Regions from separate parts of the Homo sapiens genome. Here region 2 is linked to region 1. A link is an interaction called in ENCODE POLR2A ChIA-PET data of the cell type or tissue named here. Cell type or tissue: A673. All regions are shown on one strand. Each heading gives the region's core, and the rest is flanking DNA. Links, peaks and the distances in the headings are about the cores only.

What was found. ChIA-PET counts read pairs that join two places held together with the same protein. Peaks named below come from ENCODE experiments on the same cell type or tissue, not always from the same donor. Only the 100,000 strongest peaks of a DNase experiment are listed, where the experiment ranks them.
Region 2: POLR2A ChIA-PET joins it to region 1 with 14 read pairs; 5 of 35 experiments call an interaction of 5 or more read pairs at or near these places.

The regions. Positions count from the first base shown.
Region 1 is chr2:96,679,944-96,686,236 of GRCh38, reverse strand. FER1L5 (fer-1 like family member 5) reads right to left here. Exons shown (of 53, transcript NM_001293083.2): 20 at 1,786-1,910; 21 at 808-908; 22 at 120-297; 23 at 1-42. Among named protein-coding and RNA genes, the nearest start is that of FER1L5, 40 kb to the right of the region's middle. RefSeq lists an enhancer at 1-319. In A673, for the core only: no CTCF peak of the experiment used is centred there; no DNase peak of the experiment used is centred there.
Region 2 is chr2:96,743,589-96,749,881 of GRCh38, reverse strand. No RefSeq gene overlaps it. Among named protein-coding and RNA genes, the nearest start is that of LMAN2L, 6.7 kb to the right of the region's middle. In A673, for the core only: no CTCF peak of the experiment used is centred there; DNase peaks (open chromatin) are centred at 2,041 and 2,631; H3K4me3 peaks cover 729 bases; H3K27ac peaks cover 441 bases.

The DNA.
Region 1 (6,293 bases), core at 399-5,398:
GGCCACCAGCCAAATCATCACGTCAGGGAGGCCCATCTGGGGCTGCCGAGGTGGGAGAATGTCAGGCCCTGCGCGGCTGGCTCCCAGCCCTGCTGCAGGCCAGTGTGTGCAGCACCCACCTCAGGGAGCACGGTGTTGAGGCGGTACAGCCAGTCCTCCGCTGTGGCCACCATGTCCTTGGGCTTGGCTTGCTTGGCCTTTTGGGCCAGTTCCTGCAGGAGGAGGCTGCGGAGCTGCCACCTCTTCCTGTCCAGGCTGGTGGCTTTGGGCTGATAGGTCATGCAGGGCAGAGGGCGCCTGTGGCCAGGACAGGGTAGCAGGGGCTGGACCTCTCTACTGCCTCCCAGTGTCACCATTCCTGCCCTGCCTTAGGCCAGCGTGCCCCTCCTGGCCTCAAGATCCTGCCCCCATCTGCTGCTAGCCTGGCCCAGGAGCCCTTCCCACTGCTCCATAGGAAGCCTGCTCGCTGTGTGTCCAGCCCTGGGTTCTCATCCAGTCCTCTCCCTTCCTCCCAGGGCCTGCAGGGAGGTGGGGCTATGTGGGCTTGTCTGGAGGAAGAGGACAGGCTGGCTTAAGAGGAGCCTCGGGTGTGGGTGTGGGGTAGCAGGGACCATTCTGATGGGGCGGTCAGGGGGCCTGAATGGGAAGGGAGAAGCGACTCTTGGGGTTTCCCGCTGGGGAGAGGTCTGAGCAGTGCTCCTCCCCGAGGAGGGCGGGGGGAGGTGTTCAGGGCACTGCGCTGAGTCCCCAGGCCCAGATCTGGCTCAGCTCCAGGCCAGCTGTATCCCGGAGTGCCCCTACTCCTACTTGCAGTCCTCTGCCAGCTCCCTCAGCAGTTTCTCCCACTGGTAGAGGAGAGCTGGATCCTTCGGATTCCGCGTGGATTTCAGGGTGTCCAGGTTGGCTTTCTGCCCAGCAGGAGAGAAATGGTGAGAGAGCCCGCCTCAGCATGGAGCCCAGCTGGACAGGCCACAGGGCTGATTGGCCCAAGATGTTTTCAGCCACGACCTTGGGAACTTTGAGGGATAACCTGGTGATATCAGTTCAAGGTTGTCCACAACTCCGAGGCTAGGAACCCCCCACATCCTTCCTGCTTCCCAACAGAAGAAACAGGTGGCAAGAAGCCGGGATGGGGTAAGACTGGGAAAGCAGTGCAGAGCCCTGACCTCCACATAGGCATGAGAAAGTCATGCCAGAGGTGCCAGCCCCAGGTGGCTCCCGAGAACTACACTCCCAACAGGCACTTGAGACAGTTTCTGATCTCACTCCTTCCAGCTTCTATGGTCTTATCTTCATGTCACCTCCATGCCTCCCCCAGATCCTGCCGAACTTCAGAAACCAGCACATTGCCGCGGCTTTGCAGGTTATTCCCTTCTACCCCCACCCAGCCCCCAACAAAATCCTATGCATTCTTCAAAACCCTGCTGATGTGTCATCTCCTTTGTGCACACCTCCTCTGACTATCCACTCTTCCTCTCCTCTCCCCATCTTCTCTCTCTGACCCTATAGCACCTGGTACCTGCATCTCCATCATAGCCCTAGTTGCACTGCACAGTCACTGCCTGCATGTCTAACTTCCCTAGACAGTGAGGACAGGGACTGTGTTTAATGATCTTTGTGTCTTCAGTGCCTACCCTGCTTCTGGCACATTCTTCTCAACAGTGTGGAATGAATGCATGAATGAGCTGTGTGACCAGTTTCCTGCCACTGTGATGCAGTTTCCCAAGTCTCCCAGCCACACTCTGAAACAGGTGTCTTCCCAGCATCGGCTCCCGCACCACTCACCAGGCGGTCCCGAGTGAAGTGGAGGAGGTTGAGGCAGTTCATGCGGAAGCTGACGTCCTCCCAGTTGGAGGTCACGGCCACGACAGGCTTGGTGTTGTACCAGGGCACATAATGGTAGATGTTCCCTGAGACACAGAGACACATGGAGGGATGGGGTGTCTGGGGGATTCTGGGAGGTCTCTTCTCACTGTGCTCCCTCCGAGGACCTCTCTGGACCACTGCACCCTCAAAGATGTGACCTGCTAACAATGCTGACTGGAGCCCTCCAGCTGGGAGGCTGGGCTGGGGCCCAACTGAGAATGTGAGAATGTGTGCACTTTGACCCTTCATTGTCACATGGCCTTCCAGAGTCCCCAGTTTCCAGTGGGAAAATCCAGGCTAGCAATGGGAAGCAGTTTCCCTGAGGTGGCATAGCCAGGCGGTCATAACGCAGGCGCCTAGCTCCAGAGCCCTGGGTTCTGAACCTCAAGCGAGATGCCAGGTGTAGGGGCACGGGGCACGCCTCTGGGTGGGACGGGGGCAGGGGGAACAAGTACAGATAAACACCCCCGATGGGTGCCACAGACTGGGTTCCCTTGCCATGTTCCTTATTGAAATGAGGTGGAAGTGAGACCAAACGTAGAGGATTCTGAACCGCACTGCTGCCGAGTTGGCCTTAGAGGCAGAAATCCACAGAAAACGAACATTTAACATGCAGAAAATCTGTGAGGCAAGCGAAAGCCAAAGCTGACTTTTGTTCTCCAAATTTCTGGAAAGTTCTTGGAGAACTTGTGCTTTTCTTTGGCGACTATGGGAGGAATGGGGGGCAGAAGAGAAAGCCTAGGGCTGACCAGGTGGGCAGTCTAACAGGGACCCATGTGCTACAGACTGGCTGTGTCCCCCCCGGAAAGGCATACTCAAGTCCCAAACCCCAGGACCTTAGCATCTGGCCTTATTTGGGCGGGGGGTGGGGGCTTTGCAGATGTAATGTGTTAGGATGAGGTCATACTGGAGCAGGGTGGGCCCTTAAGGACTGGGGTCCTTATAAGAAGGGAGACAGAGAGATGGCAGTTGAGTGAGGACAGACACAGGGAGACACTGTGCGAGAGCAGAGGCAGGATGCAGCTGTGAGCCCAGGAACACCAAGGACCACAGCAACCGCCAGAAACCAATGGCCAGATTCTCCCTCAGAGCCCTCGGCAGGGGTCAACACTGACACCCTGACTTTGAACTTCTGGCCTCCAGACCTATGAAAGAATGAGTTTCTGTTGTCTAAAACCACCTGGCTTGTAGTACTTTGTTATAGCAGTCATACACCATGCAGATCACGAACTCCAAACCCTAAGCCGTTGGGGCCGGGGAATGAGAACTGACCCATCACACAGGAGGGGACAGTGGGGAAGCTTGCCTGTCTCCAGTGTGGCTCTCTGGGTGAAGGGGAAGAAAATCTTCCCCAAAAGTTGTAGCAAGTGGGGCCTCACGGATGTTGGCATTCGGTGCTTATGTTATCTGTGTAGCCTGAAGAGTGTCCAACAAAAAATTTAATTTAAAGTGGTCTCAAGTAGTTTGTTACCAGCCTGGGTAACACAGAGAGACCCTGTCTCTAATTAGCCAACCATGGTGGCTCATACCTGTAGTCCTAGCTACTCAGGAGGCTGGGGTGGGCTTGAGCCCAGGAGTTTGAGGCTACAATGAGCCATGATCATGCCACTGCATTGCAGCCTGGGTGACAGAGTGAGACCGTGTCTCAACCAATCAATAAAACAAAGTGGTCATAAATAAATAAATAAAAATAAAGTGGTCCCTGCTTGGCAGTGTCCCAGGTAACTGGAAGAAGCAAGCCAATCCTCTCTGGAGAATGAAACTTTAGCCAGACCTCAGAGAATGCCCACAAAGTTCCAAGAAAGTGAGCAGCTGAGAACCAGTGTACATAGTCCTAACCCATCAACTCCGCTCCTGTATATGCCCAACAGAAGGGCATATACAGCATCAGTGAGACACATGGAGAAAATGTTCATAGCAGCTCTCATCATAATAGCCAAAAGTTGGAAACAGCCAAAATATCTCTCAAAAAATCTCTTGGCCGGGTGCGGTGGCTCACGCCTGTAATCCCAGCACTTTGGGAGGCCAAGGCGGGAGGATCACCTGAGGTCTGGAGTTTGAGACCAGCCTGGCCAACATGGCGAAACTCTGTCTCTACTAAAAATATAAAAAAAGAATTAGCCGAGTGTGATGGTGGGCAGCTGTAATCCCAGCTACCTGGGAGGCTGAGGCAGGAGAATCACTTGAACCCAAGAGGCACAGGTTGCAGTGAGCCGAGATTGCACCACTGCACTCCAGCCTGGGCAACAGAGCCAGACTCCACCTCGAAAACAGCAACAAAAAAGGGCCAGGCATGGTGGCTCACACCTGTAATCCCAGCATTTTGGGAGGCCGAGGTGGGCAGATTACCTGAGGTTAGGAGTTCAAGACCAGGCTGAGCAACATGGTGAAACCCCGTCTCTATTACAAATATGAAAATTAGCCAGGAGTGGTGGTGTGCACCTGTAATCCCAGCTACTTTGGAGGCTGAGGCAGGAGAATTGCTTGAACCCGAGAGGTGGTGCAGTGAGCCGAGATAACGCCACTGCACTCCAGCCTGGGCAACAAAGTGAGACTCCTTCTCAAATAAATAAATAAATAAATAAATAAATAAATAAAATAATCTCTCAAAAATCTCTCAGTAGTAGAAAGGATAAATTATGGTATGTTCACACAATAGAATAATACACAGCAGTCAGTGAATGAGCTATGACTATACCCTATGTCATCTGGATCTATGAACACACTGCACAAATAGAACAGTGAGCAAAAGAAACCACGATATGATTTTTTATATCATATCAAAACCATATATCAAATGTACAAATTATCTTTAAAAAATAATAATTATTATTTTTTAAAGAGAACACTGGTTCTCAGCTGCTCACTTTCTTGGAACTTCGTAGGCATTCTCTGAGGTCTGGCTAAAGTTTCATTCTCCAGAGAGGATTGGCTTGCTTCTTCCAGTTACCTGGGACACTGCCAAGCAGGGACCACTTTATTTTTATTTATTTATTTATGACCACTTTGTTTTATTGATTGGTTGAGACACGGTCTCACTCTGTCACCCAGGCTGCAATGCAGTGGCATGATCACGGCTCATTGTAGCCTCAAACCCCTGGGCTCAAGCCCACCCCAGCCTCCTGAGTAGCTAGGACTACAGGTATGAGCCACCATGGTTGGCTAATTAGAGACAGGGTCTCTCTGTGTTACCCAGGCTGGTAACAAACTACCTGAGACCACTTTAAATTAAATTTTTTGTTGGACACTCTTCAGGCTACACAGGCTACATATATATACAAACCATGATATCAAAAGAATACACCATATGATTTTTAATATAATAATAATAATTATTTTTTAAAGAGGCAGGGCAACGGCGGCTCACGCCTGCAATCCCAATGCTTTGGGAGGCTGAGGCCAGGAGTTCAAGGCTGCAGTGAACTATGGTCATGCCATGGAGGTGAGGAGTGGCTGTAGTTAAGCAAAGTGTTTTGGGCTGCATTTATGTGTGCTTGATACTTGTTCCTTTTGATCCAAATGATCTAGAGGGCCTTGGTGGGGTGGGGTGGGCACAGGGGCCTCTGGAGTGCTCCAGATCCGTGATCTGAGTGCTATTACAAGGGCATGTTTGCTTTGTGATAATTCACTGAGCTTGACACTTTGGTTTGTGTACTTTTCCATAGGTATGTTCTACTTGAAAGTTTACTTAAGAAATTAAAAAACAGTGGGGCAAAACACCCAAAATCAGTATGTAAAATACAGTGTGTCAAAGATGGAAAATGCTAAGGAGATAAGTGGGGAAGGGAAAAAGGGAGATGCCGAGTAATTTAAATAGAATGGTCACCTAAGGACTTTCTATGAAGATCTAGAAGAAATCATCTAGAATGCAGCCCAGAGAGAGGACAAGATGAAAAATATGGAAGAGATTTAAAAATATGAAGGACAGAATGAGAAGGTCCACAGAGGACAGAGTGAGTTCCGGAAGGAGATACAGTGGGGAAGAGGTAATTTTCAAAGGGAAAATATAGTTTTCCGGGATTTTTGGAAGACACTAGTTTCAGACCCTGGCCTTTGAGTGAAAGACTGGAATGATAAATAAGCAGAGATGCATGCCTGGGGCTCTCAGTGTGAGGATACACAACAGCAATTTTCCTCTCCTACTCTTGGAGAACTTACAAAAGCAACAAGCAGAAGGAAAATAACTCAGTTTTCAGCAAACCAAGGAGACAGATATAATCTGCAGACTCAAAATACACGTAAGGACTGCCAAAAGCAACTGTGACCGCCACCGAAGCCAAGGGGTGAAGCGCAGCAGCAGCAGCCACCTGCGGGACACGACTAGCAAGACAGACAGCGGGAAGCATGCTGAGTAGGGGCAGATTGCAGAAAGTGCCAGCAAAAACACACTCCCTGAAGGAGCTCAGGAGCTTATGAGGCAATGTGAG
Region 2 (6,293 bases), core at 354-5,353, 64 kb before region 1:
CTCTTTACTGAGCACTGATCCACTGATAAATTTCCCGCCATCCTGACCCCTAACAGCTTCTCTCTGTCTCTCTCTTTTATTTTTTTTGGATGGAGTTTCGCTTTTGTTGCCCAGGCTGGTGTACAATGGTGCAATTTGGCTCACTGCAACCTCTGCCTCCCAGGTTCAAGAGATTCTCCTGTCTCAGCCTCCCAAGTAGCTGGGATTACAGGCATGCGCCACCATGCCCGGCTAATTTTGTATTTTTAGTAGAGATGGGGTTTCTCCATGTTGGTCAGGCTGGTCTCGAACTCCTGACCTCTGGTAATCCACCCGCCCTGGCCTCCCAAAGTGCTGGGATTACAGGCGTGAGCCACCACGCCTGGCCCGCTCTCTCTTTTTTAGACAGGGTCTCATTCTATCACCCAGGGTGGAGTGCAGTGGCACGTTTATAGCTCACTGTAATCTCAAACTCCTGGGCCCAAGTGATCGTCTGGCCTCAGCCTCCTGAGTAGCTGGAACTACAGGTGCTCACCACCATGCCTGGCTAATTTTTTCAATGTTTTTGTAGTGATGGGGTGTCATTATATTGACCAGGCTGTTCTCGAACTCCTGGCCTCAAGCCATCTTCCCTCCTCAGCCTCCCAAAGTGCTGGGATTACAGGTGTAAGCCACCATTCCCTGACCCAACAGCTTCTCTCTCTCTTTTTTGTAATTGGACAGCCTCCTCAGCCAGAGAAGGCTTAGAGAGACTTTCTAGCTTCTCTTAAAGACTGAAAATTTGGTCTTACTGGGGTGATGGTATGGCTCTGAGGACTTGTTTTTTGCTTAGATGTCCAATAGAAATATAAACCTATTATCACCAAAATGAAACTACTGATCTTTTCTCCATAAAGACATATCTTCCATAATTTCCCTTCTATCAGTATATGGCAATTCCATCTTTCCAGTTGCTGTGGCCCAAAATCTTGGAGTCATCCTTCACTCCTCTCCTTCTCTCTCTCTCTCTTTTTTTTTTTTTTTTTTTTTTTTTTTTGAGACAGAGTCTCGCTCTGCCACACAGGCTGGAATGATGGAGTAGTATGATCTCGGCTCACTGCAACCTCCGCCTCCCGGGTTCAAGCAATTCTCCTGCCTCAGCCTCCCGAGTAGCTGGGATTACAGGCATGTGCCACCACACCTGGCTGATTTTTGTATTTTTAGTAGAGATGGGGTTTCACCATGTTGGCCAGGCTGGTCTTGAACTCCTGACCTCAGGTGATCCGCCCGCCAGGGCCTCCCAAAGTGTTGTTTACAGGCGTGAGTCACTGTGCCTGGCCCATTCCTCTCCTTTTCTTAGACCTCTGTGTTTCCCATCAGCAAACCCTGCTGGCTGTACCTTGAAAATATATCTAAGACCCATCCAGTAGCCCCACCCAGCCCCCAGCCCTTCCCTTTCCCACTGGGTAACCGCACAGCTGCCTGCTTATTCTCTTTGCTCCTACCCTTTCTACTCTACAGTCACTCCTCAAGTCAGTAGCCAGAGTGATCCTTTAAAAATATAGGTTAGATTACAACCTCCTCTGTTCAAAACCTTCCAGAGACTCTCCATCTCTTTTATTTATTTATTTGAGACAGAGTCTCGCTCTGTCGCCCAGGCTGGAGTATAGTGGCGTGATCTCGGCTCATTGCAACCTCCACCTCCTGGGTTCAAGCGATTCTCCTGCCTCAGCCCCCACAAGTAACTGGGATTACAGATGCGTGCCATCATGCCTGGCTAATTTTTGTATTTTTAGTAGAGACGGAGTTTCACCGTGTTGGCCAGGCTGGTCTCAAACTCCTGACCTCAGGTCATCTGCCTGTCTTGGCCTCCCAAAGTGCTGGGATTACAGGTGTGAGCCACTGTGCCTAGCCCAGTCTTTCATTTCATGCTTTCAGAAGTCCAGTGTGGTGGGTTTCATCACACTCATTTTACAGACAGAAGATCTGAGACTCAGAGAGATTACGTAATTTTCCTGAGATCATACAGTACAGCTGGGTCTCAAAAGGCAGAAGTTTCATTCCAACTCCAATCAGATATGCCAGAGTTCTCCTCCTTCACCACACCCCATTCTACGATCCTTGGCGAATCTTATGCCCTAACTCTGTGGGAAGCAAGCATCTGGATCCCCAGAGGCATTGCTGAATTGTGGGAGCTCTGCCACTGCAAGGAGAGCCACCATAGATCTGAGATCTGGTCCTCAGGATACTGGTTTTTATCAATTCCCCTGCAAATAAACAGACTGGGAGGGCTAAGTCACTCTGGCTAAACTAATAACTAAGTGATAAACCCAAATACACACTAATTTCTTAATTTATACAGAAAAATTAAACTGCTAAGAGGATTAGAACGTTAGGCTGGAAGTCTTTATAAATACGCTCAGAAAATAGGCTTTATTTGAATAAAGTTATATGGAGATCTAACACAGGCTGCTTAGAAGCACTCTCTTTCCTGGACAGAACTGATACAACTCTGACTTATTTTCATCCCTTGACTGTTCTTTTTCTAGATTGCAGACGCCTCTCTCTTTAGTTATGACAACATTATATTGGATGGGTCACAATGAACTTTACTAGATTATAGTTAATTACAGTTTTCCTTCCCTCAGGGAAATTTAGAAAACACCACAAATGCATACCCAGCATATTTCCTCATCATCTCCACGGGAGACTTTGAGAAGCTTTTCCTTACGGCAACTCTCACACATCCATGAAGCTGGAGGGAGTGTTGTGCACCCCTATCTCAGCTGCAGCAGTTCTCAACATCCTGATGCTTTTTTTGTTTATCCATCCTACCCTTCTAAACACACACACACGATATTCCTCTAGAGTATCTTAAAGCAAATCTTTAATTCTTATCTTTAAATTCAGGAGTTGGAGCCTCTATGAACTGTTCTTGTCATTTTTTTTTTTTAAGAGATAGGGTCTTTCTCTGTCACCCAGGCTGGAGTGGAGTGGCCTGATCATGGCTCACTACAGCCTTGACCCCCGGGGTAAAATGTCGCAGCCTCCCAAGTAGCTGGGCCTACCGGCGCACACTAGCACACCCAGACAATTTTTTGTATTTTTTGTATTTTTTAGAGACGGGGTCTTACTATGTTGCCCAGGCTGGTGTCAAACTCCTGAATTCAAGTGATCCTCCTGCCTCGGCCTCCAAAGTGCTCGTACTGCAGGTGTGAGCCACTGAGCCCAGCCTGTCCTAATCTTAAAGATTACCACAACAAGTCATTGTGAGGTCAAAATGAGATACTGCATGTGAAAGGGCTGTAGTTCTGAAAACTGGGCTGCGTATTAAATTCTCTGGTGGAGGGTGGGGTGGGCACGATGGCTCATGCCTATAATTCCAACACTTTCGAGGGCCAAGGTAGTAGGATGCCTCGAGCCCGGGAGTTCAAGACCAGCCTGGGCAAATAGCAAGACATTATCTCTACAAAAAATAAAATAATAGCCAGGCATGGTGACACCTGACTGTATTCCAACTACTCAGAAGGCTAAGGCAGGAGGATCCCTTGAGCCCAGGAGTTTGAGCCAGGAGAATCCCTTGAGCCCAGGAGTTTGAGGCTGCAGTTCACACCACTGCACTCTAGCCTGGGTGACAGAACAAGACCCCATCTCTTAAAAGAAAAAAAAAAAGGCCAGGCATGGTGGCTCACGCCTGTAATCCCAGTACTTTGGGACGCTGAAGTGGGCGGATTGCTTGAACCCAGGAGTTCGAGACCAGCCTGGCCAACATGGTGAAACCCCGTCTCTACAAAAAATATAAAATTTAGCTGGGTGTGGTGGCATGTGCCTGTGGTCCCAGCTACTCAGGAGGCTGAGGTGGGAGGATGGCTTGAGCCTGGGAGGCAGAGGTTGCAGTGAGCTGTGATCACACCACTGCCCTCCACTGGGTGATAGAGTGAGACTCTCTCTCAAAAAAAAAAATTAAATTCTCCAGGTTTTATTTTTTTTTCTTCAAAGCTAAATCCCTACACTTGTTGAGTCACGTGTCTGGCAGTAGGGCTCAGGCAAAGGTACCTACCCCAGGATATTTGACTGTGGCTTTCAGGAGTCCAATGTTGAGAAGTCACCGCTGGGAAGTAGCTAGCTAGTTAGTGTTGGAGCTGCTATCCTCTTGTATGCTTCAGTGGCTACCTGGGGAACTGGAGGTACAGTTGGTAGGACCCGGTCAGCTGTGACTATTGGGCTGAAGATGGACCTGACACACTGGATACCTGAGGATGGATGGATGGTTGTACTTGGCCTAGGGAGGGCTGCTTCTGTCCTGGGAGGGGGTGGATCAGAATTGAATGGCAAGGTTTGTAAAAGAAGGGTGAGAAGCAGTGGAAAGAATAGGCCAAGAGGCTGCCCTGGAGCCTCTGTCATGGGGTGAAGGGGCATCAGGCTTCAAGGTGCTCCTGAGTGGAGGTACTTCTTTGGTTGTTGTTGTTTTTAATTTTTTAAAAGGGACAGGGTCTCAACATCTTGCCCAGGCTGATCTTGAACTCCTGGGCTCAAGCGATCCTCCCAAAGTGCTAGAATTACAGGCATGAGCCACTGCGCCCAGCCCTGCTCTTTGGTTTGGAAGACAGGAAGGTAGAGGAATCATGCAGAACTGCTGGAATGCACAACTCACATTGCATATGAATACCCCGGCCCTGAAGTTGTGCAGCCCTAGATCGTGGGAGATAGATGATTCCACAGAGAAAAAGGGGACCACTAGGCAGCTGAAAGGATGGTAGCGCAAGACCTGAGCCAGCTTTCGGAGGTGCCTCTGCGTGTGAGTAAAAGGTGGCGTTGAAGGGGCCATGGCTACTTGTTCTCTTTCCCACTACCACCCCTCAACACCTTGACTGTGTTGAACTTAGCTGAAGCTTGTGCTTCTGAAAAGCACCTACAGTAAAGAAATTCCCCATCCTTTTGTCTTCCTTCCATCTCACTTTGTAGACTCCGTTGTCCAGGCTGGAGTATAGTGGCGCGATCTTGGCTCACTGCAACCTCTGCCTCCCAGGCTCAAGAGATTCTCATATCTCAGCCTCCCAAGTAGCTGGGATTACACACACGTGCCATGATGCCCGGCAAATTTTTTATGTATTTTTAGTAGAGACAGGGTTTCACCATGTTTGTTGGCCAGGCTGGTCTTAAACTCCTGACATATGATCTGTCCGCCTCAGCATCCCAAAGCGCTGGGATTACAGGCATGAGCCACTGCGCCCAGCTGAGAGATGGCTGTCTTAACGGACTACCCTGCTCTGGAATATCCCAAGATAAGACCCACTTCCACCCTTCCTCAGTGACTCAGATAAGACCCTCTCCATCCTTCCTCTCACGAAAGATCCCTTGTTTACCTGGATTACCCCAGGTCTCCTTCCTTTTGTTTTGCTTTGAGATGGAGTTTCACTCTTGTTGCTCAGGCTGGAGTGCAATGGCGTGATCTCGGCTCACTGCAACCTCCGCCTCCTGGGTTCAAGCAATTCTCCTGCCTCAGCCTTCCAAGTAGCTGGGATTACAGGCACCATGCCTGGCTAATTTTTGTATTTTTAGTAGAGACAGGGTTTCACCATGTTGGCCAGGCTGGTCTCGAACTCCTGACCTCAAATGATTCCGCCCTCCACCCCCACCTCGGCCTCCCAAAGTGCTGGGATTGCAGGTGTGAGCCACCGAGCCCCGCCTGTCCTTCCTTTCCTTTTTTTTTTCTTTTGAGATGGAGTCTCACTCTGTTGCTCAGGCTCGAGTGCAGTGGCATGATCTTGGCTCACTGCAACCTCTTCCTCCTGGGTTCAAGCGATTCTCCTGCCTCAACCTCCCGAGTGGCTGGGACTACAGGTGTGCACTACCACGCTTGGCTAATTTTTGTATTTCTAGTTGAGATGGGGTTTCACTATATTGGCCAGGCTGGTCTCGAACTCCTGACCTCATGATCCACCCGCCTCAGCCTCCCAAAGTACTGGGATTACAGGTATGAGCCACCGGGCCTGGCTCTTCCTTTTCTTTGATACATTCCTCATTAATAAGCATTCTTCCTATTGCAACAGTCTGAACAAAATGATTTGATTTATAGTCCAGTGCATCTCACCTTTCACACCCTTCTCCTTTATTCCCCTTTTCCTCATCACACAGAATTTTACAATGAGATTTCTGCTTGTGTCAATCTATCAGAAATTCAGCTGACAGGGTGCATGACACTGCGAATGAATTTAATGCCTTTGAACTGAACACACATGGTCCTGACTTAATGATGGTTTGACTTAGGATTTTTAGACTTTAGGATGGGTTTAGTTTTTCTGTAGGTAACCCCATTGTAAGTTGAGGACCAT